2 separate regions of the Mus musculus genome follow, and region 1 is linked to region 2. A link is a loop called in an ENCODE intact Hi-C map of the cell type or tissue named here. Cell type or tissue: left cerebral cortex. All regions are shown on one strand. Each heading gives the region's core, and the rest is flanking DNA. Links, peaks and the distances in the headings are about the cores only. Region 1 overlaps Ppm1f (protein phosphatase 1F (PP2C domain containing)). Region 2 holds the start of Mapk1 (mitogen-activated protein kinase 1).

Region 1 (16,197 bases), core at 3,986-11,985, 55 kb after region 2:
TCCACCTTTTGTAAGGCCTGGTTAGCAGCTAGAGTAAGAGCCCTAGGGGAGGAGATATGAGGATCTCCTTCTAAAATACCAAACAAAGGCCTTAACTCAGCGGAAGGAATCTTTAAAAAAGGTCTGAGCCAATTAATATCTCCCAACAGCTTTTGAAAATCATTTAAGGTATGGAGGTGATCTCTTCTTATCTAAACATGTAAATATTGATTTCTCTCAAAGGAGGAAATATGCGTGACATCCATTTGTCAGACCTGTAATGGCCTGACGCCACGAGGGTTTACCCCTACGTGAGTAGATAAAATTTGACAACAATCTAAAGGCATTATTAAGTAATCAGAATCATTTCCAGTAGAACCAATCCCTCTTGCAGCTCTAGGAATACCAGAGGAAGAAAAAACAGCCATGTAGGCTTGGCAAAATTATTAGTTGAGCTATTTTGTCCCCTTGTGATATAGAAAAGACAACTTGAGGACAAGAACAGAGAACCTGAAGTTCCCCTTTACAATCCTGATCTACAACTCCAGGGTGGACAATAAGACCTTGTAGGCTGCAAGAGCCTGCCTCTGTCATACTGGCCACAAAATCTGAGAAGGACTCTTAAGGTCCCTGGACGATCTTTGTTAATTGTCCAGTGGCTTCACCTGCTCGGGAGAGCGCCTTCCAGGCCCTAATAGCCTTTTCATCTGATTCAGAACTATTAAAAACTGGCTCCTTGAACTCACCTAGTGATGAGTATAGGCTCCTTCTCCTAGAAACCTCCGCTGATTGATCTTTTTTCTTTTCTTTTTCCTTCTCCTTCCTTCTAATCTCTCCCCAGGTATTCTTACCTGACCTAAACTTTTCCTCAGGTTCAAGACCCTTGGAAAGGCCTGTATACTTATTTTGTGTACCATATTTTCTCTTTGCTCCTATTCTCTCTCCCCGCTTTACTTCTGATAGATTGTCCTGAATTTCATCCAGAATCCGCCCTGCCTTAACCACTTGATAACATGTGAAAAGGAACAAAAGGGCTTCTAACACTAGAGAAAGTTCAAGGCCAAACATACCTTGTAAAGCTATTTCCCACTTTACTTCTGATAGACTGTCTTGACTTTCCTTAGAAAGTTCAAGACCAGACTTACCTTGTAAAGCTGTACTCACTGGTACTCCTGTTCCCCAGCTGAAAAGTTCTGAATTCACGCAGTTGAATCCTTCTCAACAGTCTGTGATGCGGGAACACTTTATTACCGCCGTTTCCCAGCTGAAGAGTTCTGAATTCACGCAGTTGAATCCTTCTCAACAGTCTGTTTTACGGGAACCTTCATTACCATAACCCGCAGTTCTGGTTCCGGAATGAGGGATCTTCCTTGCGCCGGTGATGGTTAACTCCCGTCCCGAGTTTTCTTGTATTTTCTCGTCCCGGATTTTCTCGTCCCGGATTTCGGCACCAACTCTTAAACGCGTTCTCACGACCGGCCAGGAAGAACACAACAAACCAGAATCTTCTGCGGCAAAACTTTATTGCTTACATCTTCAGGAGCAGGAGCGCAAGCCCCCAGCCCCAAAAACGAAAGCCCCCCGCTTACATCTTTAGGAGCCAGAGCGCCAGCGCGCCAGAGCGCCAGCAAGAGAGAGAATGGCGGAAACCCCGTCCCCTTTTAAGGAGAATTATTCTTTGCCTAGGACGCATCACTCCCTGATTGGCTGCAGCCCATGGCCGAGTTGACGTCACGGGAAAGGCAGAGTACATGTAGTGGTAAAATACCCTTGGCACATGCGCAGATTATTTGTTTACCACTTAGAACACAGGATGTCAGCGCCATCTTGTGACGGCGAATGTGGGGGCGGCTCCCAACATAGTATTATTTTTCTGATTTTAAAACTTTTTACTAATATAGAAAATGGGCTGGGAAGATAGCTTAGTTGGTAAAATGCTTCTATCGGGGTTGAAGAGGTAGCTTAGTGGTTAAGAGCACTGGCTGCTCTTCTAGTAGACCCAGGTTTGATTCCCTGCACCCACATGGTGGCTGACAACCATTTTTACCTCCTGTCTGAGGGGATCTGACACCTTCTTTTGGCCTTCACAGACATTGCATACATTTGAAACACATACATATATGTGGCAGAACACCTATATAACATAAAACAAAAAAAATGCTTATCTAGCAAGCAGGTGGATTGGAGTTTGATCCCAAGAACCCCCATAACCAAAGCCAGGCATGGTGGCACACGTTGTGGTCCCAGCAGGAGGGAGGTAGAGACAGGAGGAGCCCTAGGGTTTTGCTGGCCATCCTAGTTGGTGAAGGTCATTGAAAGACCTTGTCTCAAAACAACAAAGTATCTTCAAGAAGACAACATGGCTGACTGTTGGCCTCAAATATTCACTCACATGCATGCACATCCCTACCCCTAACGCACCCCCCCATATGAACACACATGCATGTACATGCACACACAGAGATGTGCACATGAACATGCACACATGTGCATACACACATACATTTGAAAAAAATGGGGGTCTGGGGCTTGCTTTGCACATATGGCCTGAATTTGATCATCAGAAACCCATGTTTTTTGTTTGTTTTTCTCTGTCAGTCGTGAGCATGTGTGCTTGTATTTCCAGAATTTGGAAGGTACAGGAGAGTTTGAGGCCATCTTGGGTTACAAGAGACCCTGAATCAAAAACAAAAATCAACCAAAAAACAGTTGGAAAATATAGGGCCAGAAACAAAGTTCAGTGATAGAATATATTCTTGGCATGGGTGAGACCTGGAGTTCAGCCTGATGAAGATGATGGTGGTGGTGGTGCCAATGGTGATGATGGTGTTGATGACCCTGGTGATGGTGATGATAATGATAAAAGGAAGAGGAAAGGAGGAGAAAGAAGAAAAACACATACTTGAGCAAGGTGTGGTGGTGCAGAGTTGCCATTCCAGTACTCTAGAGATGGAGGGAGGAGGATCAGGGGAGTTCAAGGCCAGCCTGGGATACATGAGATCCTATGTTAAACAAACAAGAAACTACAAAAATAGTAATATAAGGCCTATAGTAGCTAACATCCAGAGGTAACTGATTTTGTTGTAGTGAGCACTAGTTTCCAGCTATCTGAGGCCCCTGCAGGTGTCCACAGTCCCCTCACGAGGCCGCCTGATGCCGCCTCTGCCTCAGGACTCTGTGCTTTAGGAGACTGTTAGGTTGTTAGGTAAAATGGCTTTTTTTTTCATTCTTTTCCTTTTAATCAAGGAAGGGCCTGCTGTGGACCAATAAGATAGCTTCTTATGTCCATGCTGTCTTATTCACTTGTGGTTGAGTTAATTGTAGAGAAAAGTAACAGAAATTGACTGGATAAAGAAAGGAGGTGGACATGGAACTAATGTGGGTGTCTAGCCCCAAGCCTCAGCAGCCAGCCACGGGTCTGCACGGTTCTTTTGCATCAAGAAGTTAATTTTTCGAGCCATTTCCATGTTGTGGATCCTCCAGCACGTTTCATAGCTGTTTTGCTGGTGGCAGTCACAAGGCTTCTCATAGTACTGTCGTCGCTTTATGACTGCAGTAAGGTGGTGAGGATTCTGTTCACCTTCCATGTCCCCTCCTGAACCATCACAGTCCTGGCAATGAACTTCAGATGTTTAGCTGTGGCCTTGATTTTAAATCTTCATTCTTCAGGGCCTGGGCTCTCTGAATTCGGATTCCTCAACCCTCCACAAAATGACTCTTTTGGGTGTGTGTTTGGTGTGTGTTGTGTATATATTTTGTATGGTGTTTGCATGTATGAGGGCTGCCTCAGGTGTCATTCCTCAAATCCCACCCACTGTTCTTATATTTTTCTTTAGAGAGAGGGTCTTTCGATGACCTGGAATTCACCAAGTATGCTAGGCTGGTGGGATGTGCTCTCTTGGTTGTCAAGGTGACTGAATGTACCATCAACTAAGTGCTGGACACTTTTTCCCTATCCTTCCCTCCTTTCTTTTCTTTTTTTGAGACAGAGTCTATGTAGCTCTTCCTGGCCTGGAACTTGCTGTGTAGCTGAGGCTGGCCTGAACTCACAGAGATCTATCAGCTTCTGCCTCCAAAGTGATGGGATTAAAGGTGTGTACCACCATCCTTCTTTAAGGGAGTTCTTGGTTATATTATTTAAAATGGGCCAGGCAGGGGTGGCACACACCTTTAATCCCAGCACTTGGGAGGCGGAGGCAGGCGGATTTCTGAATTTGAGGCCAGCCTGGTCTACAGAGTGAGTTCCAGGACAGCCAGGGCTACACAGAGAAACCCTGTCTCAACACCCCCCCCCCCCAAAAAAAAAGTAAGACTCATACTAAATGTGGATGGAAACTTAGAAGGGAGATAAAAGAAGGAAGCTTGCTTTTTGCCTGTCTGCCTTCATTCTTGCTGGCAAACTCATCTGTTCTGTTGCTGCAACTGCTGAACTCACTGATATCAGAACAAGCTTTTTAAGACTTCTAATGCAGACTGAAGACTGGTAGCTGTCAGCCTACCAACCCTCGGATGACAAACTACCAGATTCTTGACCATTTTTGGCGTGACATAGCCATTGTTGAACTACCTAGATTGCATGTTATACATTAGTCTAGTAAGTCTCTTTTTAATATATATCCAACCATTGCTTCTATTCTCCCAGAGAATTGTAATATAGCTGGGTAGCTGAAGGGCCCCAAGAATTCCTCCTGTCTGAGTCCCCATACACCATCAAGTCTGGCTTTTTAAAAACATAGCTTCTAGGGTCTGAACTCAATCCCTAGGCAAGGCAAACACTTTACCAAGGGAGCTATCTCCCTAGCCTCTTGTTTTGATTTTTTTGAGACAAGGTCTCCCAATATAGCCCAGGCTAAGCAGCTCTCTTTTTTGGCCTCCCAAGTGCTGGGGCCCATCTGAAGTCCTCTTTGACCTATCTTTGATTAGCTTAGAGCCCATCCAGGTCCCAGACAAGTTAATAAGGCTGAGATGTAGGACTCCAGTGTGGAGATCTGTGGTCAAATCAGATAACAGCTTGCTAATCAGGATTTCTGCCTCTTTTTCTGGCTCTGCTACATTCTAGACCCAGCCTGGGAGACCTGGTTTTCAGGTTCCCTTCCTCAGGAGGAAACTCTTGTTTGATGGACATAACGCCTCTCCCCTCCTCTCCCCAGCACACCATGGCCCCCACTCTTTCTATTAGCTTTAGCTTGTTTCCCTCCTGGTAGAGTCTAACACATACCCTGCTCTATCCTGGTAGCTCAGTCCTTTGGATGAATTGCCTCCACTACACCCATCTACCCGTCACACCTCACTTGTCCTTCTTGCCTCCCCCACTCCCATCTGGTGGCTCTGAGTGAGTGTGTCAAGCTACATGCAGTTGGAGGACAGGGGGAATGCAAACCACCATCTGGAGATTCAGATACACGAGTCGACTCATCAGGAACAGCAAGGCAGCATATACTTAAGGAGGTTCTGCCAGGGGCTCTGGAGGAGTTGTGTGGGTGTGGGGAGGGGAAGACAGATGGATGCGTGGGCAGCAGGGGCAGGGCCTGATCAGAAACCCCCAGATTTGCATGCTGGCACTATCTTCTTCTGGGCTTGTTGCCTAGTGGGCAGCTGTGTCCCCTGGGGGCAGGGAGTGCTGGGGACAGGGTAGGCATCAGCCCACTAGTCAGCGAAAAGATATTTGTAGGGGAGAGGAATGGTTTATAGGTTGTAGGGAGATGTGAGAGGGTGGGTTGTAGGAGGGTATGCATTGTGTACATGAGTGAAATTGTGAAAGGACAAATTAAAAAAAAAAAAAAACAGACTCTATTTGCCTCTTGCCTGGTTCTGCCACTCTGCAGCCCCGGAAACCCTGTCCCCACTGCCCCAGACCCAACAGCAGCAGGTTATGTTGCATCCCATAAAATATAGTCTAACAGCAATGGGATGGCCAGTCTGGGGGTGCTGGGGAAGGGCTAAGAGGAACACAGCAGACAAGGCTGGGGAACAGGAGAGGGGTCCCATAAGGCAGAGTAGACAGGGCCTGGGCTGAGCCTGTGCTTGGGAGGAAGGAGTGCAGCCGGGCTAGGATGGTAAGCCCTAGCAAGCCGAAGGCACACAGGCCTCTCCTAGTTCTCAGGATCAGTTAAGGATACTTAAAAAGCAGAAATGATGTTTATCAGAAGACTTCTTGACTTGACAGTTCACACAGTAACAGGGTTTCTTCTGGCATCTCACACATCCTTAGTTTTGGATGGCCCATCCTATCCTCACTAGCATTCTGAGGCTGTGCTTCATGCAGGCAGCTTCAATGCTCTCTGAGGCTCCCAAGGAAGCTCAGGAAGAGGCTGTTACCTGTTACTTCTCCCCCTGAACCCCTCCCCCTGTTTCATGAAGGAATCACAAACCAAATGATAGAAACTAGAGACTCTGAAAATTGCCCCTTCCTCGGGTTGAAGAATTGCCCATGTAGACTTTGCAGGCAATGTATCTTCCACTCTTGGTGAAGATTTGGTAGGTGGCTTTTTGTGGGACGCCCTGTTATCCCTTGGGAGTTGTGTGCCATGTCAGGATGATGTCTGCTACGTGGCTGGACTGAGACCCTCTCCTGCTGATTCTCAGTCATCTTGACTTGAAATGATGTATTAATCCTTAAGGGTACTGAGGCAGCTTTCAGTTGTCCTGAAGAGTGGTTTCTTGTGTACTGGGGGCTCCAGTCCACTTGACTCTGCATGTGCTTATTGCACTGAGACCTTTGGGAGCAAATTCCACTCTAACAGCTACTGGCTGTCTCCAAGGTGGGTGAGGGCACAGAAGTTGAGTCAGAAGTCACTGTGGAGGATGGAGGGCTGCAGGTCTAGAGTCCAATTCGGAGTTCAGTGGATCCAAGCTGATCTCTCTTAAAGGCCACTTGCTGTAATTGTTCTGAGGCAGGTCCCTCACCTGTTAAGGCAAGTCCTGAAGGACCAGTCTCCTTAGCCATAGGGCTCTATAGTTGCAGGCTTTTCATTACAACAGTGAGCCTTATCTAACAGGCTCCCCTCAGATGCTGTCCTTCATACCCTGATTTAGCTACCTGGACTGTGGATCCAGACACTCTGAGTCTTATTATTTCTTATGTTACCAGCTGACCTCTCACCAGTAGCAGCAGCTGCTTCCTCCTCCCACCCTACCTCTTCCACCACCTTCTCCTCTTCTTTTAAGTTTTGGGTTTTCAAGACAGCATTTCTCTGTAGATCAGGTTAGCCTCAAACTCAAGAGATCACCCTACCTCTGCCTTCCTTAGTGCTGTGATTAAAGGTGTGTGCTACCACATCCAACCTAAAGCATACTCACTACAAGTCAGTTGCTCTTGGTAAACATGTTTCTAGACTTAGCACACACCACCTTTTAACTTGGCTCAATTATAGAACTGTGTTTAAATCCTGATGCACAGCACTGTGCTGCAGCTTTGTTTCCATAGCAACCCTAAGCTCTTTATGACTCCCTTTAGAGGAAGATTTTTTTTTTTTTTTTTTTTTTGGTTTTTCGAGACAGGGTTTCTCTGTATAGCCCTGGCTGTCCTGGAACTCACTCTGTAGACCAGGCTGGCCTCGAACTCAGAAGTCCGCCTGCCTCTGCCTTCTAAGTGCTGGGATAAAAGGCGTGCGCCACCACGCCCAACTAGAGGAAGATTCCTAAGTGTTTTTTTTTTTTTTTTTTTAAGATTATTTGGTGTTGTGGCTTGAGTATGAAATGTCCCCAGAAATCTGAATACTTGGTCCTCAGCTGGTGGCACTGTTTGAGGTTATGGAACCTTCAGGAGTTACAATGGAGGGGTGGTGGTGGTGGGTCACTGGGGGTGGACTTTGATGGTTTATAGCTGGCCCTGCTTCCTGGTCTTTTCCTGCTTCCTGTGTGGATGAGATCTGCTCTTCTGAGCTGCTGGGTTGGCCTCACACTCCTGACATGCCTTCCCTGCCCAGACGGACTGTGAGCCAAAATGAACTGTCTTCTATCACTTGATTTTGTCAGGGTTTTAGTCACAACAATGTGAAAGTAACTAATTTATTTGAGTATTTCCAGATAATAAACCCAAAATGTGGATTTTTAACATTTGCCTGTTCTACTGAAATAAAATGAGACTGAAAACAAAGGCATGTTTGCTGTATTAAGAAAACAGAATTTAGGGGAACATGTGAACAAGAAAAAGGAATCACCCACAACCCTGTCTCAGAGCCAGCAGTGATGCTCAGTAAACTCACCAGGGGCCTAGGGCTGTGCTTCCCACTCTGCATCCCATCTTCTGAGAGCTTCTGCCCTTGGCCCTGCATGCAGGATGTGGCAAGTGCCAGGCAGAGGGCAGGGTGGAGGCAGAAGAAATGCCTGGTGCTTTAGTGTCCATGCAAGTGGTCCTTGAAATACTGTGAGGGTCTATGCCCACAGGTGGCCCCAGCTGACTGTTGACTGGAGGACCTTGTGCTCAGTGCCCAAATGCTTGAGGCATTTCAGGCTGTGAAGAGGCACTGTAGATGCTGCTAGGTTCCTCAGGGGCCTGACCCCTCTTTACTACCCCTCTGGACCCCATGGCTGGTAGGATGGACAGTCTCCCTAACCCTAACCCAGGACCAGCTCCTCAGCAGCTTCCAAACATACCCTGGATGCCAAGAGGACCCCAAATCCAAAATGTCTCATGAAGTCTCAGGTTTTCAATGCTTTGTCCCAAGTACCAAGTTGTTGGCACTATTTTGGGAAATTGTGGAAACCAGTATGCAGGACTTGGCTTTTGGAAGCTCATCACATCCTGTGGGTCCCTGGTCATTTCTTTTCACTCTTCCTGGGTTGGCTTTGCGGTAGATAGCCATGAAGTCTGTCACATGTTCCTGCTCAAGCACATGGGATCAACCATGGGCTAAACTCTCTAGAACACCTTTTGTTGTTGTTGTTTTGTTTTTCAAGACAGGGTTTCTCTGTGTAGCCCTGGCTGTCCTGGAACTCACTCTAGACCAGGCTGGCCTCGAACTCAGAAATCCACCTGCCTCTGCCTCTCAAGTGCTAGGATTAAAGGCGTGTGCCACCACGCCCAGCTTAGAACACCTTTTAAAATACTTTTTCTGTTGAGTATTTTGTCAGGGATACAGATGTTAACTATAGACAGACGCACAGGGAAGAGATCCAAGTGGCACTCAGGAATCTTGAATATATGGTTTATTGACACCAGTACAGGGCCCCATGGGAAGACGTCCTATGAGCTCATCACCTTGGGAGTTGTCCCTAAGACTAAAGAAACACGGTGTCTTAGAACAAGACTCCCAGGAAGACCCCTGAAATAACCCTTGGCAAGGCCCACATGGCATGTAAATGGCAAAGCTTGGTGTGTTTGGTGAAGCTGAAGAGTCCAGTGAAAGCACAAGACTCCAGAGGATGGTCCCTGGAGGCTACAGAAGCTGAATCAAACCAGAAGCCCAGCTTGCTTCACACAAATTGGCCTGGCTTCCGTAAGTATGGCCAGAGCCATCCTCCTGGCCTTGAGAATACAGTTGAGGTAGCCAGGACACCCATGCCAAAACTTAGCATCAGGAGAGGGGGGCACTGCATGCAGAAGAACCCAAAAGGGCAGGGGCAGACAGATCATGGTGAATGCAGGGCTTTTAAGACCTCTAGGTGTTGGTGCCTCCCTCACCATGAGTTCTGGAGACGCCCAAAGCTATGCTGCAGATCCCTTGCTTCAACACTCCTGAAAGCCTGCTTGTGCCCTCCCACCTCTTAACGCCTCCAGGCCTTGGTTGGGAGGCAGCTGTACCTGCAAAGGCAGGCTGACGGCTTCAGCTTTTGTATCTGTGTAAGACACTGGCGCCTGTAACTCAGCTCTGTTCCAGCCCACTTAATTTTAAGAATAGACACTAATAATACTTAACCCCTCTCTGCTGCTGGTGGAGGATGGGCTCCCGTGCTCTGGCAGCTCCTGGTAATGCTATGCATGCCCTCCATGCCTTTCCCTGAGGCCTGAGAGGTGCAGTGACTGGTTCCGCTCACACAATGTGATGGTGGCAAAGAGGGGGACTTGAGCTCACAGCCACCCTTCTCCCTGTTCCTTCCCTGAGCCTCTACTAAGCCACCCATTATCCTGGCTAGGGGATTCTTTTGGGAAGAGACTCTGAGGAGGAGGTGGCCAACAAGTCTTGTAGGCTTGGTACTGGCAACTCCAGTCCAGACAAAAAGAGTTCTCTGTACCTAGGAACTCGCTCAAGGCCAGCCCTCAACAGTAGGAGAATGTGGTCTTCCTTGGCCACTAGATCAGGATGGAGCAGTGCCTGATGTTGGTCCCAGACCATTGCCAGACAGGGGGAAGGGTGGGGGAGGCACTCAGACAAGCCTGGGAAAGGGGCTTCCCTTTACACTGAGGCCTTGATATTTGGCACATCTTTACATGCGAGTATGAATCCAGACCACCAAGGAGGCCCAAATTCCACTCTTACCAGCAATGATCAGGTTAGCAAAAATGGGAGAAAACCAAAATCAATTTATCTCCCTCTATGAAGGTCACTGCTACAGGCAGGCTGGACCAACAACCACACCCTGTGTTGAGATGGCACTGAGGATGCTGGATTCTGACACCCCCCCCCCCCCCGGAAGGCAGCAGGCCTTCAAGTTAAGCAATACCTAGCTATTAGGTGGGCAGCCATCTGAGTGATCACGTTCCTATCAGGAGACTTGATCAAGGAATCAACTACATGGCCCCAGCTCTTCCATCCCTGCTGTGGGAATGGGTAAATGGCAAGCATACAGGTGGGTGCCCAGCTGCATTTGGCTGGCTCGCTCTCCTACTGCTGGAAGTGAACTTGCCTCAGAGGAATAAGTATGAGCTCCCTTGCTTCTTTTCAAAGAGGGCTTAGGTGCAATGAACAAAGCTCTGCAAGTCTTGCTAGGGCTTTCACTCTACAGGTGAACTATGTCTCCTTCATGGGGACCTACCTCACAGCCACCCTTCTTCCTACTGATCCTTCCCTGAGCCTCTGCTAAGCCACCATTATTCTCTGGACCTGCCAGTGTCTGCAGAGAGCAGCCTTGACTCGCTTGGCCCTTGTTGAGGGCCTCCTAGTCCTTCTATTCTTGGTATCCCCCCCAACCCTCACTTGGTTTCCTTGCCTGACTGTATCCATCACTGCTCTAGGGATGTGGAGGTCTTTCATGCTGCTCAGGTCAGGACAGAGTCTAGCAGGTTAGGACACAAGTCACAGGAGAAAGATGGTGGACTGCTGGGCTTGCCCAAGTTCCTCACCTAAGCACTGTCTTCAACAACTCAATCAACATAACTGCAAACACACTTAAGAGAGTTTCAAGAGAGATTGAGTGTGTCAATCTTCTAGCCAAGAGCAGTAAGGTTCTCTCAGCTGGGAACCAGCCAGACTCCAAGGTGGACAAGGAGGCCAGTGTCACCCCAGGTGCCCATAGTCACAGCCTTTACCCATCACTTCAAGGAAGTTCTGAGGTGCCCAGACGCACAAAAGGACTTTCCCAGAAAGAGTGCTGGCTGAAAGTGTGCCTTCCCACAACAAATGCAGCCTCTTTGAGAACCTCAACACGTCTGCCTATCAGGATCCATGACGGACCCAGCAATTCTCATCTACACCAAAGCTGTTTAAGGCACTTAAGTGGCTTATTAACATAACCTGGAAAAGTTTGTTTCCATCCCGATTTAGGAAAAATAAAATCATTAATACTGCAAATGTCTCCACGAACACACAAAAAAGTAAAATACTTAAGTTTTCAGGAATAAAATAAATGCTAAGCTTTGCTTAAGTTACATGACCTTGAGGGTCACCTTGGCACTGATACAACATGACAAAGCCTGAATACTGATTCTGGATTAGACCTTTCCCTGCAATAAATCTAAGCACACAAAGACACACACACACACACACACCTCACTTCACCTCCCCAGGAAGCTCAAGGGGAAAGCGAGGTCTAGAAAGCCCTAGTGGCCTTAGTACTCAGTTAGAGTGCAGTGGCAGTGGGTCACTCTCCTGCTGTGCCTCCCAGCAAGACCAATGTCTCCTCTTTGGGAAGCCAGCAGTCAAGCAGGACTGCGAGCTTGTGTGTTAGTACAGACCAAACCCTCCCAGCCTTGGGTACAATGAGAAGCCACAAGCCTGGGCTGGACACCTGGCTGCAGATCTCATTCCAGGATCTGTGTGAGGGTCCTCCAAGACCTGACCTGTGTTTTTGGTTAGGCTACCAGCAGGTGCCTGTGGTTTCTGTTCCCAGACCTGTCCGGCCCTGATCACCTCAGCCATCTGCTCTTCGGTGAGGCCATTTTCCTATGTTTCCTTCTGAGATCCACTAGCTGCCTACTGCAGTTCTGCAGCCATGAGGACAGGCTGTGGTAGGCAACATGAAGGGCTGGGGTGCTAAGGGAATGCTGTGAGAGTGTGCACCCCTGCCCACTATACCTTTTGGATCTAAGGTCTTTGAAGGGGAGGATCACGAGGGCAGAGGGAGAGTCCGGATGGGGCCTGGAGGCCTGGACCACTTAGCTTCTCTGTGAGGTATTACTGATCTCAAGTTCTGAGAGGCCAGTGGACAAGTCCTGGCTTCCTACATCTGCCTGGGCATCCCCTGTCCCCTGGACTCCACCCTCTAGCAGCTCCAGGGGCTCCCTAAGGAAGACCACCATGACTGTAATGTTGTCATGGGAGCCCCGGTCACGGGCCACAGCCACCAGCTCCTCAGCAATACGCATCCCATTGCCCTTGTGCCTGAGCAAGTGGCCATGGACGAGACCCGTGACTTCATGGTGGGGGACAACATCGAAGAAACCATCACAAGCAAGCAACAGGTAGTCCTCTGAGCCCGTTAGCTCTCTGGATGCTGCATCGGCCTCCCCAGACACATAGGGCTTCTGGAAGACATCCCCTGGGAATGAACAGACAGAAGAGCCTTGTTTCTTACTTCCCGTGTGCTCAGAACCAACCCATATCACCATCCCCAAGGGCATGCAGGTACAGGAGCCCAGCTGGCTCTCAAGGGGTCACCTGCTTAGTGCTTCCCACCCTCTTTGTAGGAGAGTCACACCCTCCCCCCCCCCCCAGCTCCACAGAGCAGATCTCACTCCAGGGAAGGCTGCATCTCCAGTGTGTCTACAGATAGACTGCTAGAGCAGTACAAAGACAGGCTATGAGGAAGGAGCCAACAAAGACCTCAAGAGGGTGAGAGGGCAGGTGTAGATGGAGTAGATGGAGGTGGAGTTACAGGAAGAGGCAGGTATGCTCTCTGAGCTGGGTTTCAGCAGTGACAGGAGACAGAGAAGAATGGGAAGCTATATTCTCCAGAAGAAATAGGATCTTAAACTTTTTTTTTTTTTGAGGAAAAAAAAAAAAGAATCATTACCATGAGTGAGCTTACAGAAGACATCATCTATAGGATATTTAACCCCGGCTAGAGGTTTCCTACTATATTTTAGTAGGCCCTAGAGAGAGGGCCTTTAATTTTCTATGGCTTCCAATAGCCTATGTAGTCCAGGATAACCTTGACGTTCTCATCTTCCTCTACCTACCTCCTAGGATGGATTACAGGTGTGTGCCACCATACTTGGTTTAAGCGGCAGCAGCAGCACAAGTGGGGACTGAGCTCAGGATTGTGCATGCCAGGCAAGCACTTGACCAAGCGAGCTAGACTCTTCCTACAGTGTTTGACAATGTACAGTAAATAGAAACTACACTGTGAACCTGATCCTCTCCTGGTTAGAGAGACCTGCAGCTTACAATCAGCTGGAAGCCTTGGTCGGAGCCAGCTGCTGAGCTGTGCTGAGCTGGGACCCACTAGGTTCGGTAGATCGCATTCTGAACACAGTGGTTTTTTAGCTTATCTTGGGTTTATTTGGAGGCAGTTCCACTGTAAGTCTAGAAGGTCTAAATGCTGTGAATACTTTAGGGAGCATTATTCTGCCCTAAGTCACTGAGTAAGCCCATGGTTCCCTGCAGCAGCCCTCTCTCTTACCAATGGCTCTAGACACTGCCAGGGTCCCGTTGACTCTCCAACAGTCCATGAGAGAAACAAAGCCACCCAGGGCTTCAATTCGTGCTTTCTCATCCTGCAAGAGACAGTCATGAGGTGGGAACTTGGGTGAGTTGGGGGCCAGGGGCAGGGGTTTGAATGTCACTACATAAGTAGAACTTAAGTCCTAAGACACATTTGAAGCCAAAGTACTTGAACCAAGTCAAGAAGCTTACCTAGATATCCAAATCAGACATCATATTAAAGACAGGATGGCTAATCAAGGAATGGGGGGGGGGCAGTGTAGAAGGGTCACCCATGCAAGCCATGATACATCTCTAAGCAGTGCTTGGGCCAACAAGGTACTCCTGGGCAGGAGAGTGGCGTTAGTGCAGACTCAGAGGGCAGATCCCTCATCTTTTACTTGGGGCTGTCATCTCTATGTGAAAACTGCTGGGCCGAAGCATGTGCTGTGCACATAAGGTCACATGGCAGGACTCTTACACCTGAGTTAGGCCGTGAGAGGCAGTAGCAAGTCCGCCCCTTAGCCAACCTTCTCCCCACTCACTCCTGGGCATCGTCTCTGTCAATAGATCCAGCCCTACTTGCAAGGGGGATGGGCAGAGGCTTGGTCTAGCCACAGGTATCTTGAAACTCTTTGGTTCGGCTGGTCCCCTCCAGGGAGAGGCTCACAGATGTAAAGTTTGACTCCTGAGGGCTAGTGTGAATAGCTGAGTGCATGTGTTGAGGCCCTCTGGGGCACCTTGAATCTCTCCTAGATGAGGGAGATCACTCATCTCGCTCTTTTACTCATGTAAACCTAACCTCCCCAAGGCTTCTAGGTTGCAGAACCTTCCTTTCTGAAGCTCCAAGTCAGGCTATCTGGCTGTGGGAACAGAGCTGGAGTGGGCACTGGGGCCAGTGATCCCCTCCCTGACAGGCCTGTTTCAACAGGCCTACTCAGTCTGCATGGACTACAGCACCAGGGTTTAAAGTAATGTGCTGAGCTGGTTGGCCTTGCTTAGCTCGGTCCTATAACCTTGTTCCTTCTTCCTTTTCCTGGATCCCTCCTCTGGCTGCACTGATCACAGCCTTGCCCTGTGCCCATGCTTGTTCCAGGCGCAAGCTAGCACCCTTGCCTGGTTCTTCTGTTACCCTTCCCTCTTCCTCCTGCTTCCTCCCCACCTCCTGAAACAGCATCTCTGCGGCCAAAGCTTGATGACTCAGCAGTTCTAGTAATAGCCACATTACCCTTTCCCCGGTGTCAGGGCTGCAGTGTGCAAGGTTCCAGTACCACTCAGAGCATCTCCAAATCCCTGTGGACTCCCAAGGCCTTCTCCATATGGGCCCAATGCCTGGGCTCCTTCCTTCTGAAGCCACTGATCTGCAAGTGCAGATGCCATCTACAACCTCACAGCCCATCCTTTTGAGAGCAGACCTCAGCTTGCCCTCTAGTGGCCTGGACATGGTGAGAGTTGGCTGTGAGCCCTTGTAGAGTTTTCCACTGCCTCAGGTCAGTGTGTTCTCTCTCTCGTCTCTGATGTGCTCAAGTCCCATGCCTCCAGGATTCAGTCTTATTTCCACGTGCTTTCTCCACAGTACTTGACCTGAGTCTTGTACCCTCACTACTGTACCCTGCTTTTCCACCAGCAGAAGTTCATCACCTTGCTGCCTCAGGAAAGCATACTACAGAATAGACACTAAATGTCAGCTGGCCTAAAGCGGGCCCATAGTGTGATGGCTGTTTAGACTGCTGCAGGACGAGACATCATCATGAGTCCTCACAACCCTCAGAGTCACCTGTGGTGGCTGGGCCCTCTCTGAAGCTGTTAGGCTGTCAGGGTCTCATGTTCCTACTGTGGCTCTAGCTCCTGCAGGAGTCTTCAAACATGTCTGACTGCTTTTCTGGAAACTGGCAGGTAGTGACAGGGATTACAGGCAAGAGCCGGTGGGATGGAGTGGAGTTGGGCAAGCTACAGGTTGGCAGATACCTGATCCACAGGTGTGCCTACCCTGGCCAGCACTAACTCCAGCACCAGGCCACTCCATCTTTACCCTACACCTTCAAAGGTCCCTGCCTGACCCTGAGGCTCGGAAGGGTCAAGCTAGGACCAAACAGGGTTTCGGACTGTGTGGAAGATGTTCCCACCTGGCATGGGAAAGAGAATATCCAGCCCCAGGGCAAAGGCTGGCACTGGATCCAGACCTGGCTGTGTTTTTATCCGCCCAGGTAGCATAAGTCAATTCCTTGTGGTGGTGGAGACAGAGCAGTAGAGGCTA
Region 2 (16,197 bases), core at 3,670-11,669:
ATTTTTTTCCCAGAGGACAATCTGCAGGAGCTGGCTCTCAGAGATCCAAGTCAGATTAGTTAGGATTCTGCCTGCTAAGCCACCTTACCACCCAAATTGCTTGTTAGGTAATTGCTTTGTCACAGTACAACAGGTATTCACACTCAATACTTCCCTGGCACTCTTACACTCCTCACAAAATATGAATGTTGGGTAATTTCCCACAGCTGCATGTAATTAATTGGACAAAAATCTATGCTATTCTTACTGCACTGAAGCGACACTATAAACTAGAGAAATGCTGGAATGAACACTGCAGCCAAGCAGAAAGAACACTAACCTTAGAAAACATGGTCAAGAGTGTCTCTTGAGGACTCTAGGGATGTGCCTCAGCAAGCAGAATGCTAGCCAAACACACAAGCATAAGGACCTGAATTCAGGTCCTCAGAACCACATAAAAAGTCAGGTGTAACCGTGAATACCTGTAACCCTAGCGCTTAGAAGGTGGACACCAACTGACAACCAAGTATTCAGATACAAGAGTCTACAGAGGACATTTTCATTCAAACCACCACAGGGACCCTGGAGAGAATAATCTAGTCTGTGGACTTTTTAATGCATTTAAAGCAACAGAACCCTTGCCTTATGTTGCTGGTCCTAATAATCATGTGTGAAGGTTAATAGATGACTGAAAGGAAAACAAAAAGGTGGGAGAGAAGGAAAGACCAAAGTGCTGATGCTTCAAAAAGGAGGACTGTCATCCGTAAGGTTTTGTTCATAAGGTTTCCCGTACGTGAAGGCTCTGTCGGCCCTTGGAAAGGTGACAGTTTGAAAACCCCAGACAGAACACAATCCTTTCAATTTTCTTTGTCAACAAGGAACCTTTCACTTTGTTGTTTGTAACTTTCTCTAGTGGTTCTGCTCACATTCCATAAAGCCTCACGTCAGAACCCTCCTTGCATCTTTCTCCTCACACAGAGTGGGCCATTTCAAAGGTCAGGCTGTCAGTCTTTACTAGTGGAACATTCCAAAGTGAAAAGGAATAAAAGCAAAGGCACACAGACCATTCTAAGGTTGCACAGCAAGTAGTATTCGGGGAAAGAAATGTTTTCAAATACTTATTTCTGTATCTGTGTGAGGACACAAATGTGGAGGTCAGAGGACCTCAAGGGCTGACTGGTCCTGGCCCTCCACCTTATTTCAATCAAGGTCTTTTGTTTGTCATTTGCTGGATACTCCAGGCTAGCTAGCCCATGAGCTTCCAAGGTAATCTTTTGTCCCCACCTCCTAACTTGATGTTCAGGGGTGCTATAATTCCAAACACATGCTACCATGAATTTTTACACAGCTTTTACATGGATTCCAAAGGTCTCAATTCACATTAGCGTTACCAAATTTGCAAGAAACTTTTACCCTTTACCCACCAGCCATCTTCTCAGCCTTCAACTGTCTTTAGGGGTTTTTTGTTTCTTGTTTGTTTTTCTTATATTGTTTTTATTGTCTCTTTTTTTCCCTCAATTGTTTTTTGAGACAAGGTCTCAGTATGTAGACAAAGCTAGGCCTTGAACTCAGAGACCTGCCTGCCTCTGCCTCCCAGTGCTTGATTAAAGGATAGTTTACCCTGCTCAGCTTCAACTCTTTTTAATTAATAAGTACATATGGTTGCCTGGGAAATCCGGATGCTTTTCACAAGAACCTTCATAATACCTGAGAACTGAAAATAATCATGTAACAATCATGCCAAGCAAATTCATGTAACAGGGTAAGTTACAGCTAACTACCTCGTTGTCAGAAACACTACATTTCTGATGTTTTTGTGAGCAGCCTCCTCATGCTTTTTAGGCTCTAAATACAATCTCTGACTTGTTAGTTTAGCAACTATGTCTGAGTTTCTGATTTCTAATCTGGGTGTGGTGGCATACCCTATTATCCCAGCATTTGTGCCTGAGTCACACAGTGGGTCAATGGCCAGCTTGAGCTGCTAGACCCTTTCTCAAAACACACAAAACACAAGTAAAGGCAGGAGCAGACAGAGCAGGCAAACCCACACATTCTCTAACTGTGAAAACAGGGCCATCCCTCGATTCTCTAGTCTTCTATAATACCACGTCCAATCTCCCGGCTGTCATAACCACAGCCTCTCCCCCGAAAGTGTCCTTTACTCTAGCAATCCCATCTGTGGTTTTCCTGACCACATGTGCTGTTTTCATGGTCCCGTGCCTTTGCATGTATTATTTCTCTCTGCCTCAAAACCACTTTTAAAGGTAAAATACTCATACTTTAATAATGAGCTTAAACATCCACAAGGCCTTATAAAGACAGTCTTCTATCACCCAGCATTGTTCCTGTACAGCACTGGCAGTCTGTGTTTTTGCCTAAGTATATCCTATTCAGACAAAGTCACCACCATGCAAGAACCAAGTAAATTCTGTGCGTGAGAAGCTCTTTCTGAGCAAATGACTTTATAGGAAGAGTTGCTCTTTTGTTTGTTTGGTTTTTCGAGACAGGGTTTCTCTGTGTAGCCCTGGCTGTCCTGGAACTCTGTAGACCAGGCTGGCCTCGAACTTAGAAATCCGCCTGCCTCTGCCTCCCGAGCGCTGAGAATTAAAGGTGTGCGCCACCACGCCTGGTGGTTTATATGAAGAGTTTTAAGGAAGGCAAAAATGAGATGCAAGAGAACATAATGTTTTGTAACTTAAGCTGTCATTTCTCACCTTCACCTTCCCTCCCTGCTTGTTTTCAACACTGGAGATGAGCCCCAGAGAGTGCTAAGAAAGCACCACACTGAGCTACGCAGTGCCCCCACCTCAACTCTAAAGTCTTGTGAATGGCACTTACAGATCAGACAGGATAGGTTCCCTCACACGTACCAGGCCCAAGCCCTCTTCCACGGAGTTATACTCCTGGTACTGTCATGTCCTGCTGACTCACACTTCTAACCATGTCCTAGAGTAAGCCACCTAAATGCTCTCAATCACGTCCCGGGAAAGAACAAAAGAAAAGCTAGTCAGTTTTGCAGTAGCTTGAGGGTTAGATGATGCATACTTCTTAAAGTGCAAAGTAAGTGACACAGATATGAATGCTTCAATCACAAAATCTTAAAAGCATGGAATACTGCACTATCAGGGAAAAAGAACATAATAGAATCTGACAGGAATCATCTTTTTATTAAGAGTGAAGAATATAGGGGGCTGGTGAGATGGCTCAGCAGGTAAGAGCACCCGACTGCTCTTCCAAAGGTCCAGAGTTCAAATCCCAGCAACCACATGGTGGCTCACAACCATCCGTAACGAGATCTAGCGCCCTCTTCTGGAGTGTCTGAAGACAGCTACAGTGTACTTACATAGAATAAATAAATAAATCTTTAAAAAAAAAAAAAAAAAAAAGAGTGAAGAATATAATAGCTTGTCTTCAACTACATGCTCTTGCTCCCTGTAGTAACCTTTTAATGACTACCAGGTCCTTGAGTTCCTGAGTTCCTGTGACAATATCAAGTCTTGGTTTCCTGGTTCCCTTCCGCACAGTTCCTGGCCTCCCCATACCTACAGGCAGATACCCTATACCCTTTACTTCTCAGAGTGCCTCTCACCCCTTCCAATAGCCTGACCTTAAATCTCCCAACCCCTCCGTCACATTCAGAAACACAGTATTTCAAAATGAGATTCATCCAGGGCTGGAGGGATAGCTCAGGGTTTGAGGGTGCTTGCTGTTCTTGCAGAGAACTCCAGCTCAGTTTCCAGTACCAGCATCAAGTGACTCACAAATGCTTGTGGCCTTCAAGGACAGTCAGAAAGACACACACACACACACACACACACACACACACACACAAAAATACACTACTGGTTTTTTAAAGACCTTCTTTAAAACAGTTATCTTAGTAGACAACCTAGCACACAACTCCATTTCTTTGTTCTGACGTTTGCCATTCTTCTACACATCTCAGCAGTTCTCAGGTTTCTCTTCTTTGCCAGTGATGCTTTTATTCCTCCTGTTCTGTCATGGCTCTTAACCATACTGGGGATCATGAACCCTTCTGAAAAAAAATCTCCTAACTATTATACCAAAAAGATGTTGAACATGCACTTTACAATTTTAAGAAACCAGTGCCTCAAATAACAATCTGTACTCCTCCACCCAAGATTTTAACTGTTACCCACTATATAGAAAGGCTTCTTTCTTTCTTTAAGATTTTCTTTTTTGTATGTTTTACCTGCTTATGTTTGTGCATTCATGTGCCTGTGGAGCCAGAGGATGTCAGATTTCCTGGAACCAGGGTTAAGGGCAGTTGCAAGCTACCACTGAACCCAAGCCATCTGCAAGAACAAATGCTCTTAATGCTGAGCCACCTCTCCAGCCTCTGCTACAAACACCACAAACTGACAGAGCCATCTCTCTCTCCATGGTAAACCCACTCTGCCTTCAGTATCCCCTCTCTTGGATTATGGCACCAGTCCTACACCTTCTCATTTTAGCTCAGCAATCTTCAAACCTAAACCCACCTTTCTTGGCTTCTCACCTTATAACTAACCTTGTCTTCATTCTATCTCTTGTGACTTTCCACAAGACCTCTTATGACTGGTTCTGTTTGCTCAAGATTCCTCATCTCCACTGGAAATGAATTACTGCACCTTGAGATGGCTACAACGGCCTGATTGCTGTATCACCACCATACTTAAAATTTGCCTATGACTCTCAAATACATCAATGCGTTCTTTCCCACCGACTTTTCTTATGGAGTCCTCTACAGTGTTTTACCTCAATACTTTTCTAAGATTAGACTCAACAGCTCAAGCTGTTACCTGTTCCTATTATCTGTCTATCAAAATCACACCCACATTTAAATGCCCAACTCAAAACTCAGTCTTCTTTTAAAAACATTTTAATTTTAATTATGTGTACTCACATACACCCATATATGTGCATACACACAGAGACACCCATAAGAGGTCGGAGGCATCAAGATTACTTGGAGTTACTGGCTATTAGGAACTGAATTTTGGTTGGAGCTCTCAACTGCTGAGCTATATCTATCCTGCACCCCACCCCCACATTTTATCTTTTTGTCTTCTACATAATGACTAGGAAGGGAACTTGAACAGATAGGCACTATTCCCGGAGAACTGTTTTAGGGAAATCTTGCTAAAGAACAGCTTAAAATCCCTTAAATAATCTTTTTAAAAGAGTTATTCTTAAATTCAGTTTTTAGTGTGTGTCCCCTAGTGAGTTTTCTATGCACCACGTGAGTGTAGATGCCCTTGGAAGCCAGGGGTTGGGTAGGAGTGTCATCTAATGTAGATGCAGGAATCTGAGCTTAGGTCCTGCAAAAGCAGCAGATGATATTCAACCACTATGCCATCTCTCCAACTTTTTAAAGATCACAACTATTCAAGTAGATACTTAAGAAGCTGCCATAAACTCAACATTGATGAGATGCTAATGACATACAATTAAGACTATTAAATAAATACTAAGATACCTAAGATATGTTATCAATCTGGAGATAAAAGGCTGATGTTAGGATTTAAATTCCAATTACATCTGCATTTTTCTTAAAATTAAAATTTGTAGGTGCCAGGTGGAAGGCAGAGGCAGGTGCCAGCCTAGTCTAAAAACTGAGTTCCAGGACAGCCAGGGCAACAACACAGAGAAACCCTGTCTTAAAAAAATGAATTAACTTTATTTTATGCATATGAATGTTTCGCTTGAATGCATCTCTATGAGAACATCTCATCTTCTGGAACTGTAATTACAGACAGTTGTGAACTGCCATGGGAATTGAACCCAGATCAGCCAGTGCTCTTAAATGCCGACTCATCTCTCCAGCCCCTAAAATTTGAATTTTAAAAAGAATTCTGCACAGCAAGTGGAAACTTCAAAGGTGAATAGCAACAGGATCTAAATAATCCATCTTCTCAGGGTGGTGGGGAATGTGTGAGTTCAACTGACAGATCCTAATTTTTTTTTGTCCCTACTTAAAATAATCCCCCCTTAAATAAATGAGCCTATAGTGGGTAATCATGAGTGTCAATAATAAGTGTTACTGGCATATTTACCAGCAGGTACAGGGTAGTAATACATGCAAGACAAATGTGATATGGAAAGTACTTTTTCTCCATTCCTCTTTTGACTTGCAGGTCCAGTTCACTTTTATCTTCGTAATTGTATACTATGAGACATTTTGCTCATAAAAATATAACTATTCATGAGTCTTTTCTTTAAAAAAAAAAAAAAAGAACGTTAATTATTCTATCTTGTTAGCACACTTGGTGAAAACACACCTTTTCTGGCATTTCTAAAATTATGACTATTCAAATTTTAATGCATTTCTGAATAGACTTGTTCATCAGGAAAATATGCCGAAGTCCTGAGATTATTAAATCAAGGAGAGGCCTGTGCAATAGCTCAAGAGCTGAAGCATTTAAAACAGGATCTTTCTACAGCAAAGCTTGATTCTAGTTCTTCGCCCTGTAAAAGGACTTCCTTTCAATACCTTATCTGAAAAAGGCTGTCTTCTCTTTCCTCAAGATAGCTAAGTTAAATTAAACTATCTCAGAGACCTTCGATAAATGAACTTGTTTTAGTTAAAACAATACACTTCAACATTCCACATGCAGGAAATCCTGCAAGTGATCGTGCAAAAACTATTCTTGAACACTGAAACGTTATGGGGAAACGATCACAGTAATCGGGCTAAAACATATGGATACATTCACACTGTTAAGAGAGTACTCTTGAGGGTAACGACGGGATAATTTAAAGTCAAATTAGGACTAACTCCAAATACTTCTTAATAATTCTAGAGTGATGCTGGCTTATCCTTTCTGAAACACAATCGGTATATTTAAATCCATTTTGAAACTTCAAGATTTCAATATGTCCACAACCAACGCTGTGTCATTAACGGTTAAGCCCGAGGCAGAAAGCATCATTAGCGCTACTTAAGATATTTTGTGAATGCTGTTCACGTACACAGAAGAGAAGAAAAATATTTTGGTGCTCAGCACACAAGCCTATTATTCCGTCTTGCAAAACCATGGCCGCCGCCACCACGGACAAGCATCTAATACAATTCCTGGCTTTAATCTAATGTCAAGAGGCGGTGGCTATAATGCTATAAATTAGGAGACACAGTGTACTTCCGTTCCCGTCCCGAGGGAGAAGCCTCGAAAGTACGCGCTTTAAGACCAAGCCCCGGAGTCTTCGAGTCCTGGCCTCAATCGGGGTTGCCCCTCCAACCGCAAACGAGAAGCAGCAGAGGAAGACGAGGAGCAACACCTAAGCCTCGACCGGCTCCAGGACCCCGCCCCAGGGCTCCAGGAGTGAAGGCCAAGAAGCCAGGGGTCCGGGGCGCCGCAGAACGCGAGGCCAAGGCGCGGGAAGGGCCGTGGGTGCGTCCAGATCAGCCACAGGCAGGGGGCACAGGGTGACCGCGTGAGGCCGGGCCTGAAATCCAGCGCGGATACTCACCAAACCATGCCGTAGGCGCCTTCTCCGATGTACGAGAGGTTGGTGTAGCGCGGCCCTACGTCGAACACCTGCCCGCGGACCATCTCCGGGCCCGCCGCCGCCGCCGCCGCCATGTTGGCTGCACAGCCGCCGCCGCCGCCGCCGCCGCCGCGTTCGGTTCGACGCTTCGCGGCTGCCGCTCGACTTATGCTGCGCTTCCCGCAGGAACCGCGCTGCCGCCCGTGTAGCCGCCCCCGCCGGCGATCGGGAACGAGGAAGGAGGACAACACAGAGGAGAGAATTAACCGCCGGTAGAACCACTGCCAGCCTTCCTGCCTGACGGGCGGGCTACGAGTGGGAGGAGGGAAGGGTTCGCGTCGAAGGGCGCTAGGGCGGAGTCAAGGGCGTGCGTGTTGATTGGCTTCTCTTGGTAGAGAGGGCGGAGTCTCGCGGGTCGGCGGAAGCAGCGAGGTGAGGCAGGAGCACTGCGGCTGCGGGGGAGGGACGTCATGTGCGCTCGGAGACCCAAGCGCTGGGTAGCTCTAGAGAGCTAGGTTGGAATTTAGGCATAAGGACCCCACAGAGTCCCACCCACTGTCCTGGTGCTGTGCCTGGTCCAGAACGAACTCACACGGGACCAGGGACTTGGCTTGAGACCAGAGGACTCACTGCACACCAACCACGGGACCCCTGAGACAGACCTCTAAGAATACGTGGCCCACATTGTGCACTCTGATGAACTTAGACCATCAGAGTGGGACAGAAACCAAAAAGCATAACCCAGACCCAGAAAAAAACTTTCACCCTGTAATGAGCATAATTTTAAAAAATGCCTTTTAGACATATAAAACTAGATTAAGCAGGAATCCCACAGCATCCAAGGCTGCTCCTGATCCAGAGCTCAGTGACATCACTCACGCAAGATAACCAGATACAGTCCTAGAACCCCATGATGCCCACTGGACAGAATATAAGCAGAGACCAAAAGCAGTGATTTGCTCTACACATCTGGAGAGATACACCTTGATCTGCTCTGTGGCTAGAGAATCCACTCCCCCCCCCCCCCCCCCCCCCCCGCCAGGGTCCTGATCCTCAAATCAGAAACCTGATCTGAAGCTAAGATAGGTGACACAGGTGACCTTGGGGAGACAGGCTTAGGACTGTAAGAAATTTAGACTGTAAACCTTGCATGATGACCTTCAGCATAATAAAATATAACTTTTGTTATACTAACTACATATATCTACCTTCTTGCCCGTGACACACACCTAACAGTGTGAGACATAAGTAAGCAGAAACCAAAACACAAGACATTGAATCCCCTAATTAGAGGTTTGTTCAAGAAGATTTGCTGAATATCTACGGCACTGGAGCCAGCCATGCTTCCAGAGTGAAAAGACAGACAAAATACAATATTTGCACTTAAGTGTTGTGAAGAAATAAAAAGCCAAGGGAAAGTATAGAGAGCTGTGGGTAGGGACACTGGAAAAAGACATAGAAATTTGGGGACTCGGGTCCAGGTGTTGTGCAACAGTTTCCTGAAGGACTGAAACATTCTATGAACTTGAAACATTCTAACTTGAGGGGAAGCTTCTGAAATAGTAAACTAAAAACTAAAAGCAGCAAGGCGGCATGGTGCCTCACACCTTGATTCCCACCACTTGTGAGGCAGTGGCAGGCAGATCGCTTATGAATTGGAAGCCAGCCTGGTCTACAGAGTGAGTTCCAGGATAGCCAAGAATATGCAGAGAAACCCTGTCTCAAAAAAACAAAACCAATCAAAAAACTCAAAGGAGTTTCAGGAAGTCCTTAAAACTGACCAGATTCACTAGGCCCCTCCCACCAGAGTAAGCAATAAAAGCTGAGAGTCCCTCTGAGATGGAGCTCAGGTGAGCTGCAAAGACTCTTGAGACCAGCTACCTGGAAGAGGCAAAACCCTGCCTGCTGCCTGGTAATGGTTTAGACAAACTTATGCACTCGGAAGGACACTCTTCAACTTCAGCAGCATCCACACTTTGGTCTGTTGTGAGCTCCTGTTTGTAGTGAGGAAACCTGTGTTGTGTCTCCCCAGGAAAAGTTTTGTCACAGATGGGTATACTGAAACACAGCATAGTTAGAATGGCTAAAACATCTGAACAAGATTTAGAAAAAAAAAACCAACCAACCAAACAAAAAAACTTGATGTCATGGGTCCGAACCAGTCACAAACACCACTAAACTGAAGGATGAAATTGGAATCTTAAAGTTGGTGGATGCCCAGACAAAGCAGAGCTAATGAGATTATAAGTGACTACCACTGTCTCCTGAGCCATCCCTGGAAGCAGACTCCTGTGTGGCCAACATGGAGATCTAACTTAGAGACATCAAGTCTGGCCTTCTAGACATCAATAAAGATTAACTAGGCAATCTCAAAGATAAAAAAGTAAATCTTTAATAATAAAGGGAAGAACTGGGGTGTTCCTCAGTGGAGGAATGCATACTAAGCATATGGCAAGTTTTTGATTCTTTAATCCTTCAAAATGTTTTAGTCCATTCAGCAGAATCTATTTCAGAAGAAACCTAATACCATGGCTCTATTAAAATGTATTTTTTAAAGACCAGGATAGATGGATAGTATCATGAAATAAAAACCCCACGAATTAACATAAAATTAGCAGCTGAAACAGTAAACATCTGATGACACAGAAGAACAAGTCAGCAGTATAAAAGGTAGATATTAGGAAAGTTTGCAAAATCATTAAAACCGCTAAAAAAGAAAACAATCTAGGATAGTATTGCATGCTTTTAATCACAGCATTTGCTCAGACAGGGCTCCATACTAAGACCTGTCTTTAAAAGCAAGAAAGAAAATAATTGAGATAATTGTAGGAATTCAAACTATATATATCCAAAAATAAAACTGAGGCAATTGGGCTGGAGAGATGGCTCAGCGGTTAAGAGCACTGACTGCTCTTCTGATGGTCCTGAGTTCAAGTCCCAGCAACCACATGGTGGCCCACAACCATCCATAATGAGATCTGACGCCCTCTTCTGATGCATCTGAAGACAGCTACAGTGTACTTAGATATAATAATAAATAAATCTTTAAAAAAAAAAACTGAGGCAATCAATTAGAAACAATAATCAAAATGGAAGAAAACTTTCCTCAGACATACAAGTAGAAAATTCAATGGGTTCTCGGGGTTCCAGAAAATTAATAAGCAGAGGTCAACTTGTGTTAGTTACTTATCCTGTTTCAGTGTTTAAATGCCCTGACAAAAGCAATTTAAAGGAGAAAGGGTTTATTTTGAATCCCAGTTTGAGAATACGGTCCATCCCGGTTAGAAAGCCTGGCTCAGGACTTGAGGTGGCTGCTTACATAAGCAGGAATCAGAGAGTGGTATATGCTAATACTCAGCTTTTAATAACCCCCTGTTTAATATAGCCTAGTACTTCAGCCCAGATCAGTGCTCTCCATAGTTAAGGTGAGTCTTCCAACTTCCATTAACATAATCTGAATAATTTCTCACCAGCACGCCCAAAGTCTGTCTCCTAGGAGATTCTAGATTCTGTCAGATTGACAGTATTAACCATCACACAACTTTAAGACAGAATCTGGGTGGGTGGACACATTTTTAACGTAGATTTACTTATCTTTATCTATGTGTATAAATGTTTTGCCTGCTGATGGTAGAGGCCAGAAGAGGGTGTTGGAACTGGAGTTAGAGACTGTTGCAAGCTGCTGCTGGGCGCTGAGAACTGAACCTGGGTTCATTGCAAGAACAGCAAGGGCTCTTACCTGCTGAGCCATCTCTTCAGCTGCCAAAAGTTGCTACATTTTAGAGATAAAGAACAAACTAATGAGCTGGGCAGTGGTGGCACATGCCTTTAATCCCAGCACTTGGGAAGCAGAGGTAGGCAGATTTCTGAGTTCGAGGCCAGCCTGGTCTACAGAGTGAGTTCCAGAACAGCCAGGGCTATACAGAGAAACACTGTCTCACAAAAAGCAAAAATCAAACAAACAAACAAAAAAAAACCCCAAAAAACCAAGCTAATGATATTTTAGCAGAAGATAAAGTTACTTATTTAAAAAGCTAAAAACTAGCACCAGAGAGAGACATCAGTAGTCAGAGGGGACACTCAGAAGGTAGAGGTGATGGGTCAGAAGTTCGAGGTCATTCTTGGCTACAAAACAATTTGAGGCCAGCCTGAGCTACAGGAGTACAGGAGACTGGCCCCTGTTTCAGAAAAGAAAAAGAGAAAGAAAGAAACAAAGAAGAGAAGAAAAGAAAAAGAAAGAGAGAGAGAAAGAGAAAAAACCTAAATATTGACCCTCAGATTTCATGATAATAATTTGTGTAGTAATTAAATGCTAAAGGAAAATAAAACACGCCTGGCAGCTGTTGGAAGGTCTGATTGTGACTCTTGGTATCATTTCATTCACCCTAATGTCTTAATTCCTCCTAGATCTCTGTTGCTCTGAATAACTAACTCTCTCTCTCTCTCTCTCTCTCTCTCTCTCTCTCTCTCTCTCTCTCCCTCCCTCCCTTTGGTGCCCCACCTCCCACATCCCCCCAGGCAGGGCGTCTCTGGAACTCACTCTGTAGACTGGCCTCAGGGCTCTGCCTGCTTCTGCCTCCTGAGTGCTGGGATTAAAGATGCATGTGCAACCATGCCTGGCTTTGAACAACTTTTTGTTTTTGTGCTTGTTTCTTTACTGCATGGTGGGGTGGTGGAGGTGGAGGGCAGGGCATGCTGAAACAGCACAGCTGTGGAAGTCAGTGATGAATTATGTGTCTTCTACCGTGTGAGCTCTGGTAACCACACTCAGATCATCTGGTTTTGTGGCAAGCACCTTTATCTTCTGAGGCATCTCACTGGCCCAAGAATAACTCTTCTTGAGTCCCAGGTCAGCATATCTACAGTACACCGAGCACTGCTATGTGATCTCCCAAATTTACATTAAATATATATGTATATGTGTATATATATATATATATATATATATCCAAACTACCAGCAGCTAATTGAGAAGACCTTTGTTTCAATTTCCTCAGACTTATGAAGGGTTGCGATAATACCCACCTCATAAATATGTCCTACAGAGTAAATAAAATAACACACAAAGAGCCCAGTGCAGAGTATATTATGTACCCAATAAATGTTATCTTATTACTATCTACTCCACCCAAACCTGTTCCTCATCTTGTATCTAGTGGATAGTGTTACTGTCACATAGGTACAAAGTGGAAATGTGGCTACCATAGTACCTTTTAAGCTAGGTGTTGCTTTGTGGTGGAAGGTTTATTCACTATATAATTTACTTCACTTCTGAATGTAAGTACCACCACCTATTCAGTCACAAATTCCCACAAAGTTTAATGTATATGAATTATTCAAGGTTTCTTTTGGTTCCTTTACATGTTTGAGGTGTATGAATGTATGTGCATGTGTGTGTGTATAAACACACTTATCTGTGTCTGTACATGTGGAGGCCAGAGGTTAACCTCAGGTGTTTTCCACTTTCGCTCTCTGCTTTAGTTTTGGAAACAGCATTGCCCACTGAAACTTCCCATTTCTGCTAAGCGGGCTAGCCTTTGAACTTCCAGGATCTGTCTGGCCCAGGATCTGCCCAACACGGTGGGTGGGGCATGGGGGAGGCACACATGCACACTGCTGGGCCAGGCTTTTCTGAGGATGCTGGGGATCTGAACTCAGATTGTCCTGCTTTTGTAGCAAGCACTTTACTGACTGAGCCCTCTCCCCAGGCCTAATATTTCTTTAATATATTTTTGTTACTCAAAAATGTGGTCTCCAGACTTAGCAGCAGCAGCAGCAGCATTTCTGAGGGTGTTGGAAATGTAGCATCTCAGGCCCCATCTCTAACCTCCTAAATCCAGATCTGCCTTTGAACAAGACCTCCAGGTTATTAGTATACTTGTAAAGTTTGAGGAGCAAAGATTTTGTGTAGCCACCGGGTTGGTGAAAGCCCGTTGACTCATCTCACTGAGTCTACACACTGTCTGACTTCTTCCAACAGTTGTTTCTCCTGCTCCTGGGATTGATCAGTCTATAAGAGATTTGGTCCTATTCATCCCCTGACTTCCAACTTCCCTTTTTCTTTTTGCTCCTGGGGATTGAACCCTGTGCCTTATGATCCTTCCACACTTCCCAGATAATCAGGAGTTTTGGCTGGACCTTTGAACTCATATCAATATAGCAAGGAGCCAGGCACATACTATGGCGCTGAAACAGATTAATAAGGTATGATATACCACATAAATGATTTAAAAGCTCTGAAGGAGCAATAATAGCTAAGTGTGAACACTGACTCACAAAACACTTCAGTCAGGGGCTCAGTGGTTAAGAGTACGTGATGCTCTTCAAAAGACCCAGGTTCAGTACTCAGCACCCACATGATAGCTCACAACAGGATCTATCATCCTCTTCTGGTCTCTGTTGGAACTACACATATGTGAAATGTCTGGGCAAAACACCTATATACATAGAATAAAACTTAAAATTAAACAAACAAACAAACAAACAAACAAACAAACTAAAACCAGACTTGTAACTCTGAGCAAATTTTCTATGCTCCAGAAAGGAGCATAGTGGAAACAGATCTTAAATTTCTAAATATTTTTTGAGGATTTAATGGGTTAGTATGTTGTAGTGAGAATTTTGGTTTCTTAAAAAAAAAACAGTTATGTTATGTGAATATGTTTTTGTTTTAATCCTAGATGTGGGATATGGGCTGCTTTAGATTGTCCATAGCCTCTAACTATGATTTGTCTCATGCTCTGGTAGGGGTGTGATTCTGGGTACTCTTGAGAAGGTATAAAAATGCCAAAGCCCTGAGAAGCTGGGGTGGCTGCTGCTCCCCTGCTCCCCCTCCTTCTCCTCTGTGTAGCCCTGGCTGTCCTGGAACTCACTTTGTAGACCAGGCTGGCCTCGAACTCAGAAATCCGCCTGCGCCTGCCTCCCGAGTGCTGGGATTAAAGGTGTGTGCAACCATGCCCGGCTATTTGTCTGTTTTCTATTTGCTCTTATCTGATGTCCCCAGTACAAGATTAGTGCCACAGTCTCTGACCCACAGAGACAAGAAGGACATGGACACCAAGTCAGGTTCATGCAGCAGCTTCTTCTTTACTTGCAGCTTTACTTACAACTTCTACTTAGGGCAAGGGCTATACTCACATAGTAGCAGCAGCTGACTTCATCTTGCTCCACACCACCTCATCCAATCAGAATCACACACGCTCCAAGCACGAGCTCAGGTCGGTCACAGATAGGCTGACAGATCTGGATCACGAGGAATAGTCTAACTTGGCAGGCAGCTTATGCATGCAGTTTCACTGTGCATGTTCGGGCAAGGCAGTAAACATGTGGGGTTCATGGGGCCTGGCAATGGGCCAGGGCGCCATCTTGGCCCATGCGGCCGCACCTGCTTCCTGAATCTCCCCCTTTTTGTTTTATTAGTAGCTCTGGGATCAGCATCTGTCTTAGGTTGCCCCCACTGTGCCACATCCTTACCCGTCATGGGAGTGACGAACTCACTTTTGCCATCCTGTCTTGGGTTGGTATGCGCACATGAGGATCTTACCCGTCATTGATTACTGATCCAGCATGTTGAGCCAACATTGGGGGGATGTTCCTGCTTCCAAGGCTGCCATAGCCTGCACTAAGGCTCGTTTATCAGCCCTGTGCCACCTTCGCATACCTGCCATCCACCAAAGCATTCCTCCACACACAACAGCCAGCAGGAACGCCTAAAAGGCCATCCCTCCCCAATTAGCAATTAGCATGTCTGTATTCCTAACTAGTATTTTATTAACATATTTATCATTATACTACTTTAAGCTCTAGCAATTAAGCTTAAATTTTATCCATTCAAATTCAAATTTGATCAATTAAAAAATGTTAGGAAACAATGGCTAGCTGTCATACTGGCCTGCCTAGCACAGCTGTCTCCTTTTCCCGGTAGTACTCCATTTTCTTTGGATAACCATTACACTGTGGAATTCTAAAACTGTGTTACAAAGTCATAATTTAAGCCATCAGTCCATGTCATTTTTGTTATAAATGGAATGAAAGATAGCCTAGGACACACTAACCAAGTTCTCATTACAAAAGAGTATTTGCTCCAGAGGAACAAAGGGTAGAGTAAGAGACAACAACAGGACAAGGAGGAAAAGGGGAAGGGATATTAACCCCAAGGGACAAATAACTGCCTCTGGGTAGAGAGGAGACAGACGCATAGGCAAATGGGAGCTTACAAAGGGAAAGGGGAAACCCTGCGCTAGGTTAAGGTGTTTAATTTTAATTGGGCATATTAATTAGGTGAACCAAAGGGGCTTTTGATTGATAGATGTCAATGCTTTGACAGCTGAACTTTGGTGGTCAGCTTCAGGAGGCAGTGGCCAAATAAGTACCTTTAGGGATGTAACTTAATGGTTTTTAACAAGGGAGATGTAAAGGTCACTTTTATTTTCTTAGATGATGGTATAAGATGAGAGCCATACCCAAGCTGTGCAAATACACAGCTTCGGCTGAGCCCAGAGCATTTCCTTCTCTGTTATCACAATTGCTAGACTGAGGCCTGAAAGCTTCTAGTCTCTATACAATCTAATCTTCCAAGCTGACTGGCTTCTCTTGGCTTCTGCCTGAATTGCTCTGCTTGGTCTCATACTAAATTTGGCAATATGTTCTAATCTTCTGGCTCCTTTATCATTCTCTGGCTTGTTGTCTTCACCTGTGTCTAACTTGTTCTCCCTGCAATCTGTCTCTGTA

Evidence for each region. A loop is a pair of places that touch in the nucleus more often than their neighbours do. Peaks named below come from ENCODE experiments on the same cell type or tissue, not always from the same donor. Only the 100,000 strongest peaks of a DNase experiment are listed, where the experiment ranks them.
Region 1: it touches region 2 in a loop (5-fold over the local background); 8 of 42 quality-filtered maps call a loop at or near these places.

Annotation. Positions count from the first base shown.
Region 1 is chr16:16,920,280-16,936,476 of GRCm38, reverse strand. Ppm1f (protein phosphatase 1F (PP2C domain containing)) reads right to left here. Exons shown (of 8, transcript NM_176833.4): 7 at 13,921-14,014; 8 at 9,102-12,837. The coding sequence ends at 12,455. It also overlaps the pseudogene Gm46540. Among named protein-coding and RNA genes, the nearest start is that of Ppm1f, 32 kb to the right of the region's middle. In left cerebral cortex, for the core only: no CTCF peak of the experiment used is centred there; DNase peaks (open chromatin) are centred at 5,976, 6,163, 7,297, 9,699 and 1 more place; H3K27ac peaks cover 5,819 bases.
Region 2 is chr16:16,974,992-16,991,188 of GRCm38, reverse strand. Mapk1 (mitogen-activated protein kinase 1) reads right to left here and starts at 7,807. Exons shown (of 9, transcript NM_011949.3): 1 at 7,450-7,807. The coding sequence starts at 7,562. In left cerebral cortex, for the core only: CTCF peaks have their summits at 7,384 and 7,678; DNase peaks (open chromatin) are centred at 7,285 and 7,849; H3K4me3 peaks cover 3,805 bases; H3K27ac peaks cover 2,070 bases.